2 separate regions of the Mus musculus genome follow, and region 1 is linked to region 2. A link is a loop called in an ENCODE intact Hi-C map of the cell type or tissue named here. Cell type or tissue: left cerebral cortex. All regions are shown on one strand. Each heading gives the region's core, and the rest is flanking DNA. Links, peaks and the distances in the headings are about the cores only.

The links. A loop is a pair of places that touch in the nucleus more often than their neighbours do. Peaks named below come from ENCODE experiments on the same cell type or tissue, not always from the same donor. Only the 100,000 strongest peaks of a DNase experiment are listed, where the experiment ranks them.
Region 1: it touches region 2 in a loop (2.6-fold over the local background); 30 of 42 quality-filtered maps call a loop at or near these places.

What each region holds. Positions count from the first base shown.
Region 1 is chr3:127,427,737-127,432,983 of GRCm38, reverse strand. The region is part of intron 1 of Ank2 (ankyrin 2, brain); the gene reads left to right. Among named protein-coding and RNA genes, the nearest start is that of Gm46824, 28 kb to the right of the region's middle. In left cerebral cortex, for the core only: no CTCF peak of the experiment used is centred there; a DNase peak (open chromatin) is centred at 2,929.
Region 2 is chr3:127,320,136-127,325,382 of GRCm38, reverse strand. All of the region lies in intron 1 of Ank2 (ankyrin 2, brain), which reads left to right. Among named protein-coding and RNA genes, the nearest start is that of Gm52631, 63 kb to the left of the region's middle. In left cerebral cortex, for the core only: a CTCF peak has its summit at 2,296 (motif pointing left); DNase peaks (open chromatin) are centred at 1,509, 2,009 and 2,309.

The DNA of each region.
Region 1 (5,247 bases), core at 1,672-4,171, 110 kb before region 2:
ATATATATATATATATTTGCCATATAGTTGTCTCTTTAAAACGTGGACCTAGGATCATGTTACAGTGTGCAGGGTAATGGGTAGACACTGATAAGTACTTCGGGGAGCATTATTTTCCGGGCCCCCACATGTCCTAATATGTAGTTCCTTTTGCAGTTGGCAGTGACAGGAAAATCTTGCATCAGGCAGGATATAAGAATCGGACACAAGAACATTTGAAAGACTGAAAGTACCCTTAATAATATTCAGGTTAGTATCACTATAAAAGGTAAAATTCCATATTAATAAGGATCGAGAGCGTAGAGCGACCAGTGTTGTTGGCAACTTTAAAATGGACACTAGCAACAGTTGATGGCTGTAGGTTTTGGTGTATAACTGTGAGTCTCACTGAAATCCAGACTTGGGGTTGGATGTCTACAGCATTACTTGTTTAACATGCAGAAGCTCTGCGTCCAATCTCTATGCATCACACACAAAACAGACCTCTTTCTACCTCCTCCATAAATGTGTTGTGACTATCGCAGAACAAACACTTTGCCCAAGTGTGTAAGGGGGTGATTTGGTATCTGGAGCAACCAAATCCAAACGGGATACATTTCCTCTCTGCTTCTCCTGCTTAGCTGATCTGTAAACTGTGGCTACTCTACATTTCTGCTTACTTGGGTTGTTTCTACTTTGCCTTATCTTATTATTTTATAATTTTTAATATTTTTAGGTTTATTTTATTTTATTATTTTATTTTATGTATTTCAGCATTTTGCCTGCATGGATGTCTGTTGTACCACATATGTGCCTCCTGCTTATTGGGGTCAGAAGAGAGCATCAGAGCCTCTGGAATTAGAGTTAGGGATGAACCCAGAATCTGCACGAGTAATGAACCCCTGAACCATCTCTCTAGCCACTTGTTTCTCTTTTAGATACATGGAAAAACACAGAGCCAAAGTGAGCAGAGAAATGGAGGAGTTTCCCTGATAGGAAGGAGGACAGGGATTTAATTAGCACGGGTTCTATCGCTTCTATTGTTTCATTATAAAACTGATACATGCTTATTATAGAATGTTTTAAATGACTACATTATTTTTAAGCTCCCATCTGTTACTTCTTAACTAGATTTCTTTGTTCTCTTTGGGATAATAGCAGCTCATGATTCCTTTCGAACCACAATTTTAAAACAAAAACAGAAATGTGGCTCGCTTTAAGGATAACTTTACTTTGGCTTTTAAAAACTTGGAAGTGAAGCCGGGTGTGGTGGCGCATGCCTTTAATCCCAGCACTCCGGAGGCAGAGGCAGGCGCATTTCTGAATTCGAGGCCAACCTGGTCTACAAAGTGAGTCCCAGGACAGCCAGGGCTATACAGAGAAACCCTGTCTCCAAGAACCAAAAAAAAAAAAAAAAACCAACCAAACAAACAAAAAAACCCAAACCCAACCTCATGCAGGGAACTCCCCAGGATTATGTGGGTACTGTGTTATCCACTTAGACATCTTTTTTTTTTGGTCTCACTCATTTATGTATTTTTGAGACCTGGGTCTCACGCAGTCCGAGCTGGCCTGTAATTCACCATGCTGTCAAGGTTGGCCTTAAACTTTTAGTCTTCCCGTCTCTTTCTCCCAAGTCCTGGGGTTATTTTCCCTAGGTCCATCTTAGAAATGAATTCATATTTTGGGGAAAAACAAGTCAGAAGTTCAAAGACTAAAACATGTTAGAAATGTCTTTATTAGAGGTAAATACATTAGAGATTCATTGATCATTCATAATTTTAAAAAGCTCAGGATAAAAGAAATGCAATAATTTCTCGCACTGAGCAACTATCAGTCTCTATCCCCTGCCCTGATACACTTTATTTGTGCAGCTTAAAGTAACTAGTTCCTGAACACTCCTCCCCTCTGTTGTGTTGAAAGATACGTGTAACAATGAGAACACAGACTAGTTTGCATCACTAGTCAACTTCACTCACACTAGAATCACTTGTGGGGAGAAAAAAAAAAGAATCGTTGTCCTTATCTTGTTGAGTCTGTGGGCGTGTCTGTTGGGCACTGCCTTGATTATTAATTGGTGCAGAAGGGCCCAGCCCACTGTGGGTGGCACCAGCCCCCAGGCCGGTGGTCCTGAGCTGTGTAAGAAAGCAACCTGAGTGCACTCAGAGACTGGAGTTCTCTATGGTTCCTGCCTGGAGTTCCTGCCCTGAATTCCCTCAGTGATGAAGTGTAGCCTCTAAAATGAATAAACTCTTTCCTGCTCTTAGTTGATTTGGTTAGCTATATTTTGTTACAGCAACGAAAAGAAACCAGAAAAAGGGCAAATGTGAATTCTTTCTGAGACAGGCTATTCAACATGAAAATGCTTTGGAGTGGTTCTGCTCAAGTAATAGTTTATTCACACAGATTTCTTTTCTTTTCTTTTCTTTCTTTCTTTCTTTCTTTCTTTCTTTCTTTCTTTCTTTCTTTTTTTTTTTTCAAGACAGGGGACAGGGCTTCTCTGTGTAGCCCTGGCTGTCCTGAAATTCTGTAGATCAGGCTGGCCTTGAACTCAGAAATCCGCCTGCCTCTGCCTCCCAAGTGCTGGGATTAAAGGCGTGCACCACCACTGCCTGGCTTGGTGTCTGGAAGAGCTGGGTCCATTTTTTTATTTTTGGAAGAAATCTCACCGATTGGATGATTTATAGGAGGAGAGCATAGAGTTATCTTTTGTCTCTTGTTCTGCCTGTTCCTAGACAATAGAGTCAAAAGTATCCTACAACAAAGACTCCTGAAAGAAGCATCGCTAAGTTTGCTTGGAGGGACGTCGGGCGTCCACTGAGTGCTGTTATCCCAGGCTTCATCTCTTTCGTGTTTCCTGTCTGAGCCTCGGAGGTGCTGAGTGCAGGGGAGATGGCTCTTTCCTCCTCCCGGTCCTTCCGCTCTAAAGTGCTTTCATTCAGTAATCAGCTTGCTGCCAAGCGTCTCGTTTGTCTGCCAACCCGGGAGTCTGGACATAGATTTTTAATTTCAGGGTATTACAGCTCTTTCCAAGGAGGAGGCAGGGACGGGCACTAAGTCTATGGGCAACTGTAGGATGTACCAGAACGGTAGGATGAACCTGGGTTACACAGAAAAAAAAAAAGTAGGTTTGAATCATAGCCCTAGCCCTCTCAAGCCATATGAATTTGGGAAGTTCTAATTGCTCTGAGCCTTGGCTCGACTATCTGTGAAATGAAGGCAAGGCATGTTCGTTATGAAAAGCAGATTAGAGCGAGGTAGGGTCAAGTGTACACAGCTGTGCGTTTCTCATTCCTGTTCTGTCCCCTACGCGTCTACCTTTTCTCCCTCTGGAAACTAACAGCGATGGGCAGCGAGCATGGGGCTCCTTCAGAAGCAATCTGGCCTTTACCCTCCAATAAGTATGGAGGAGGGGTGAGATTTCTGTTCTCCACGGTGTCCCATGGCCCGCCCAGCTGCAATTGCTTCTCCTTCACCCTATCCATCCTCCTTCTCTCCTTCCCACCTTCTCTCTCTTCCTCCCTTCCGTTCTTCTTTCCTTCCACAGAGCTGTATGAGCCCTGGACTACATGACAACTAGGGACTTGCTCCATCTCTGAGCTCCATCCTTCACTCTCTGAACATCCCTGTGCTAACCATCCCACATAAGGGAAACCGTACAGGGTATGTGCTTTGCTGAATGGCTTAATCAGCACATGCCTTTAAGTCTCATCCATGTGTAGCTTTTGTGAGAACTTCTTTTTCCTGGCTAACTAATATTCCAGCATGTATATTTAATTTTTTTCTGATTTATTTATGTTTTTCTGATTTATTTATGTTCAAAGTGCATATAAGTGTTTTGCCCATATGTAAGCATACCATGTGTATATGGTGCCTGCAGAGGGGCTCAGATCCTTAGATCTGGACTGACAGATCTAAGTGTGCCGTCATGGGGGTGGTGGGGACTGAACTTGAGTCCTCTGTAAGAGCAGCAAGTGCTCCTTAGCCACTGAGCTTCCTCTCCAGCCCCAGAAAGTGCGGTTTTCATCCATACCATAGCAGTTGAATTGCTTGCGTCTTAGCTTGCTTCCCACAATGCTGCTGTGAGCATGGGCACATAAATGTATTTGGATCCTTATCTCCAGTTCTTTAGAATACACACCAAAAGAACTATTAGGTCATGTGATGTGTTCACCTTAAATTTTATGGTTTTTTTTTGAAAGATTTATCTATTTATTTTTATGTCTATGATTGCTCTATCCGCATGTACATCAAAATGCCAGAAGAGGGCACCAGATCACATTATAGATGGTATTGAGCCACCATGTGGTTGCTTGGGATTGAACTCACAACCTCTGGAAGAGAAGCCACAAGAAAGCACTATGACAATCTATACCGCAGCCCGGGACTCACTGCAATGCCCAGTGTGACCTCAGTCTCATGACAATCTACCTGCCTCAGGTGTATACCTGAATACTCTGTGAGCCACTGTTCCTCACTTTACATTTTTTTTTCTGAACATAACACTTTTTTGAAGTCTTGGATATTGAGGCCAAGTGGCAGTTTCTTTCCGCCCTCCTCACTAACAGTGGCCATTTTGCTGCATGAGACTTTCTTTTTGCAAATGCCTACCCTAATGTGTTAAAGCTGTTACTAATTTTAAAGAACATATACTGTGGCATCTGGCCTACCCCTGTCTCAGCGGCTGCACTAGCATGAGGGTGACAGAGGTCCCCGTCTATTGAATGGATGAGAATCCATGTACCAGAGCAGATCCAGTGGTTTAGAGCTCCTGGTGTTCTTGCAGAGGCACTGAGTTCAGCTCCTACTACCACATAGTGCCCACAAGTATGTATAATCCCAGTGTCTGGGAATCATAGCATACGTAGCCCCAGTGTCAGGGGATCACTCCGTATGCAACCCCATTGTCAGGCCTTATGCTGGCTAGTTTTATACCACCTAGACATAAGCTAACATCGTCAAAGAAGAAGGGCCGTCTATCGAAGAAAAAAAATGCCTCCATAAGATCAGGTGCAGGCAAGGCTACTGGGGATTTTCTTAATTAGTGGTAAATGGGCGAGGGCCTGGCCCATCTCTGGTATGATGGTCTTGGGAGGCAGAGGCAGGGGGATGTCTGTGAACTCAAGGCCACACTGATCTGCATATTGAGTCCCAGGTTAGCCAGAGTTATACAGTGAAGTCATGATACTCTTTCTCACACAGACATACCTATGTATCTACGAGTGTGTATGTGTGTGTGTGTGTGTGTGTGTGTGTGTGTGTGTGTGT
Region 2 (5,247 bases), core at 1,253-3,752:
TTCATTAGCTCTAGTTATTAAACACATACACACAGAGATTGCTATAAATTTCCATTTTTCATTCATAAAATGCACATTTTTTTCTTCAAAGATGGAACTTTTTGGACATAGCAATTGTTAGGGGTTGTATCGGGTTCTCCCTGGAGTTGGTATGTTTGAGTCTTAGTCGCTGGTGTGTCAGAAGGCAAGAGTACTTGGAGATGGCTTTCCAAGTACCCAGAGGGTATTATATAAATGAAGCCATCATGGTCAGTCCTGATCCCATACATTGGTGTCTTTAAACAAAGTAGACACTGGATGCAGAAACGTAGAGAAAAGGAGAGGAGAGGGGAGGGGAGGGGAGGGGAGGGGAGGGGAGGGGAGGGGAGGGGAGGGGAGGGGAGGGGAGGGGAGGAGAGGAGAGGAGAGGAGAGGAGAGGAGAGGAGAGGAGAGGAGAGGAGAGGAGAGGAGAGGAGAGGAGAGGAGAGGAGAGGAGACCACATGGTGTTAAGGAGATGACAAGTAGGGCCCTGGAAGAAGCCAACTTCACCAGCATCACATTCCTCAACTCTGAGCCTCCAGGATAGTGAGAAAACAACTATCGGTTGTTTAAAGCATTTTTTTTACAAACAGGAATGATAGGAGGGCAAGCACATAGGCTGCAGTCCATAAATAGGTTAATGTATCCTTCCTGGTCAAATTTATTCAGGCCCCTCCTCCAAAGTCCTGTTTCCAGGAAGTGTCTAATCTGTGCCATCGTGGCCAGTTTCAGGCTGACTCGTGTTGTAGTTGCTACTTAGACACAAGTGTATTCTAACACAGGCTTGCCAAGAAGAGAGTAAGATGCCTTCAGAACTCTGAAAAGGTGAAGAAACGACAAGAGCCACAGGGCAGAGATGCTCCTGAGCTAGTCGGCTTGCGGTGACAAATGCTCATCCTACTCTGGAGGGGTTCATTCTGCTGTCCTGTTCGCGTGCCCTCTTGTACATTAGTCTCTCCTTGGCTTCTGTCATGGGCCAGCTGCCCATGCTAATTGTTTCCTAAGAAATTGTCTGCCTCTTGACCTCAAGTGACTGGTCTTCAGGTGAATGCAGAGACAAACTCGGTCTGGATTACAGTGGGCAACGTTCCCGTCTTCCTTGTGGTTCTTCTAGACCTAGCGGTCTGTGCTGAGATTTAGACTTCTTTCTGTCTTTTGAGGAGCATAGACTGAACCATATTCTTCTATTAGGGTTGGGCTGCTCTGGTAGCCTTTGCTCCCTCGCTCTCAGTAAGTGGCGAGCTTTTTAAAGGCTAGGAAAGACTTTTCTGTACCAAGGGCACGTGTGGCTGCCCAGTGAAGAGACAGAGATGGGTCTCTGACTTGTAGATTGCAATGTCTTTGAATGACAATCTTGGTTTTTGATAGATAAATGAACATTATTCCTAGTCTCATATAAAAAAATTGGTGAGTGGGCTTTGTTAAAGTGCAGAGGATTTAGAGAGGTGTAAGATCCTATTAGAAATAAGAGATGCCTCCTTATAGTCCCCTTCCTGCTTGCTGAAAAAGATTGTGTAGGATCCGGGAGTAATTGCAGAGAGGTACAAGAATATATGTAAGGACAGCAGACAAGAATAACAAAGTATTTTTGGTTGTGAGCCTAGCCTTTAACGGCTGAGCCATAAACTTTATATGCCTCAGTACTGGGGAGTGCCAGAGCCAAGAAGTGGGAGTGGGTGGGTAGGGGATTTGGGGGGAGGGTCTGGGGGACTTTTGGGATAGCATTTGAAATGTAAATGGAGAAAATACCTAATTAAAAATTAATTAAAGAAAAAAAAAAGAATAACAAAGTAGCCGAGGACTGAGAAAGCTACCAGGGTTTGGCCGAGCTCACATGGAAGAAGACACAGCTGTTTCAAGGTTTCCAAGGTGTGGCTTACCAGGAAACCTGTTCTGTGTAGCAGAGTCTCTCCTCCTTTAGAAGCTATTTAAAAATCAAGTAAATTGCATACGCCTGCCTTTAATCCGGGCGCTGGGGAGGCATTGATAGCCAGGTTTTTGTGAGTTCGAGACCAGCCTGGTCTACAAATGGAGTTCCAGGACAGCCAGAGCCACACAGAGAACCGTTGTCCCCAAACAACGCCCCACCTCCACAAAAAAAAAAAAAAAAAAAAAAAAAAAAAGAAAGAAAGAAAAGAAAAGAAAAGAAAAGAAAAAGAAAAAAGAAAAAGAAAAAAGAAAGGAAAAGGAAAAAACATCAAATAAAGCTGAAGAATAGTTCCCATGGAAACAAGGACATTGCTTTTCTTCTAAGTGATGAAACAGTGCCCCCTAGTGGACTTACTCCAGATAGCAGTGATGATAAAAAATCAGGTGGCATAAAAAGGGACTGTAGGTGAAATGTCACAGGACAGGACAGTCCCTGAAGGAGGGATCCTTCTGTTTGCTGCTGATTCTTAGGAACTCATTAGTTCATGAATGAATTAATCATTAAGCTAATTACTAATCTCTTCTTTCTGGAGAATATTCTATAGTTCACCTATGAGTCAATGTTTTCAAAATCTAGGCATTTTAGAGTTTTGCACCTAGCTCCTGTTGTAAAGTGAGTGGGCTCACACTTCTTGGGAATTAAAGTATTAAAAAAACCCGCTCTGATGGCTTGTAGAATCATCTTCATGGCCATTTTGTTAAGCCTACTTCTTCGAAGTGAGAAAATTGGACCTTTAAGGTAAGGCATGTCTGCAGTCCCAGCCTTGGGTACATAGTGAGTTCTTGGCTAGCCTGGGCTACATGAGTTTCTGCTTCAAAGAGAGAAATAAGATTATTAAGAACAAAAAAAATCAGAAGAGCCTACAATTTTTTTTAGTGACCAGGGAAGAATCCACTCAACAAAATTAAAATTCTATTTTAAATAATTCATTAAAATTCTAAGGTACAAAAAGGTCCTCTCTGAGATTCTTTCTGCCTGGTTTTTGCCCTCCAGATTCCCCTCACGCTGATGTTGAATCCTCATTTGCCCTTCTGGGCACTTGTTAGGCGCTTTCTTTTCTATGAATAGAAGGAATTCTACAAGTTTTTCCTATTGTTTTAAGAATAGATTCTGATGGAAAACATAGCTATTTTAAACATCACAATATGCTTTTAATTCCTAACAAAAATGGCAGCACTTTCCAGAGTGTGTGTGTGTGTGTGTATGTGTGTGTTTGTGAGGATCTCTTTGGTATGTTGAACTGGTAGTTTCTATAGGAGCCCTGTCAATTCTAATTGATGGTTTGATTGATTTCCTTGTTTGTTTTGTGACACAGGACTTTGCAGCATGGACTGATCTTTATTTATAATGACTCTGTCTCCAGCTTTCCCCTGCTTGGATTACAGTCACATGACATGCTTGACTGTCAACAGCTTCTTTCTTTAAACAAAGTCATTTAAACTTTCGTTTTTATATTTATGTAGTGTGCATGTGTGCGTTTTATTTGTAGTCAGCTCATGTGTCTTTTTATGTGTCTGTGTGTTCACATGTGGGTGCACGTGTGATTTGTGTACCTGTGGGCTGCAGTGCACATGTGGAGGTCAGAGGACTATTCGTAGAAGTTGGTTCTCGACTTCCACCTTGTGGTTTCTGGTGATTGATCTCAGGTCATCAAGTTTGGCAGCCAGCAAAACCCTTACCCACTGAGTCATCCTGCTGGCCTGTGGCTGTCAACCTCCAAATTAGACAATACATTTATGTTTGCACAGTGTACTGTCTAGTTTTGTGTCAACTTGACACAGCTGGAGTTATCACAGAGAAAGGAGCTTCAGTTGAGGAAATGCCTCCATGAGATCCAACTTTAAGGCATTTTCTCAATTAGTGATCAAGGGGAAAGGCCCCTTGTGGGTGGGACCATCCCTGGGCTGGTAGTCTTGGGTTCTATAAGAGAGCAGGCTGAGCAAGCCAGGGGAAGCAAGCCAGTAAAGAACATCCCTCCATGGCCTCTGCATCAGCTCCTGCTTCCTGACCTGCTTGAGTTCCACTCCTGACTTCCTTTGGTGATGAACAGCAGCATGGAAGTGTAAGCCGAATAAATCCTTTCCTCCCCAACTTGCTTCTTGGTCATGATGTTTGTGCAGGAATAGAAACCCTGACTAAGACACACAGTAAATCGTAGCCACAGGTTCCCATTTTGTGGTCTGTTGGCTTTGTGAGGCTCCAGTGCCTTCGTAACTGCCACCACCATAGCAGCAAACACAACTGCAGGCATCTGACATGTGCATCAAATGTTTATTTGGGAATGGAACACTCTTCCGCACACGAGACATTTTGTGTGTTCCTTTACATTAAAAAAGAACAAAAACCCAAATGTTTATCTACCCATTACCAAGACCAATTTTTTTTATCAATTTCTTTATTTTCTTCTTCAGAAAATGATAAAGAGGAGCAATATAGTTAGTAATTCAAACAAGACTCTTATGAAACAGAAACTATGGTGGGAATTAGAGGAACATCCAATTGCTTAGGACATCGGTGGCACAGAGTCTACCAAGGAATGGTGACATTTTCAAGTTGATTCTATCAGAACATATACGAGGAAGATAAAATTATCTTCCAAATATAACCAGCACAGCTCACTCTCAACATTGTTTACAATGCAAAGTGATGGGATTAGGTTTCGGAGGTTCCAGAGGCCCGAAGCTCCATGCTGTAAACCAGGTCTCCGTGGGGACTGGCGGGTGGGACACCACGTGACATGGGGACTCTAGACCATAATGAAGAAACCTACTCAGGAGTAGCTTCCAATGAGAAGAACTCCAAAAGGAAAGCGCCTAGTGCAACCTTTGAACACATTCTCTTCGTGGGAATACAGTATTTTGTGGTCAGATATCATAAAGTGTATTATCTTGTTCTCGAGACACGGTCTTGGGGCTTAGTCAGGCAGGGACTGACTCACTCGGTATGATTTAGCCATGTGTGGAGCAATTGCTGATGCAGTTCCACTAACACTCTAAGATCCCTGGGAGGAAGAAATAGAGACTTTGAAACCCCTCGTGTTGGCAATATGATTTTGGCCGTAATTTAAAGATTGGGAAAGCATTCTGAGATTGGTAGAAGGGTTTGGCTATTTTGGCATAAAGGCTGATAAATGCATCTTTAAGATTTTTAAGTTTTTCACTGGTGGTGATACATGCTTTTAAACCCCAGAACCTAGGAGGCAGAGGCATGCAGATCTCTGTAAATTTAAGGTCAGCCTGGTCTATAGGTTGAGTGGACAGCCAGGGCTACACAGGAAAAACCTTGTTTCAAAAACAA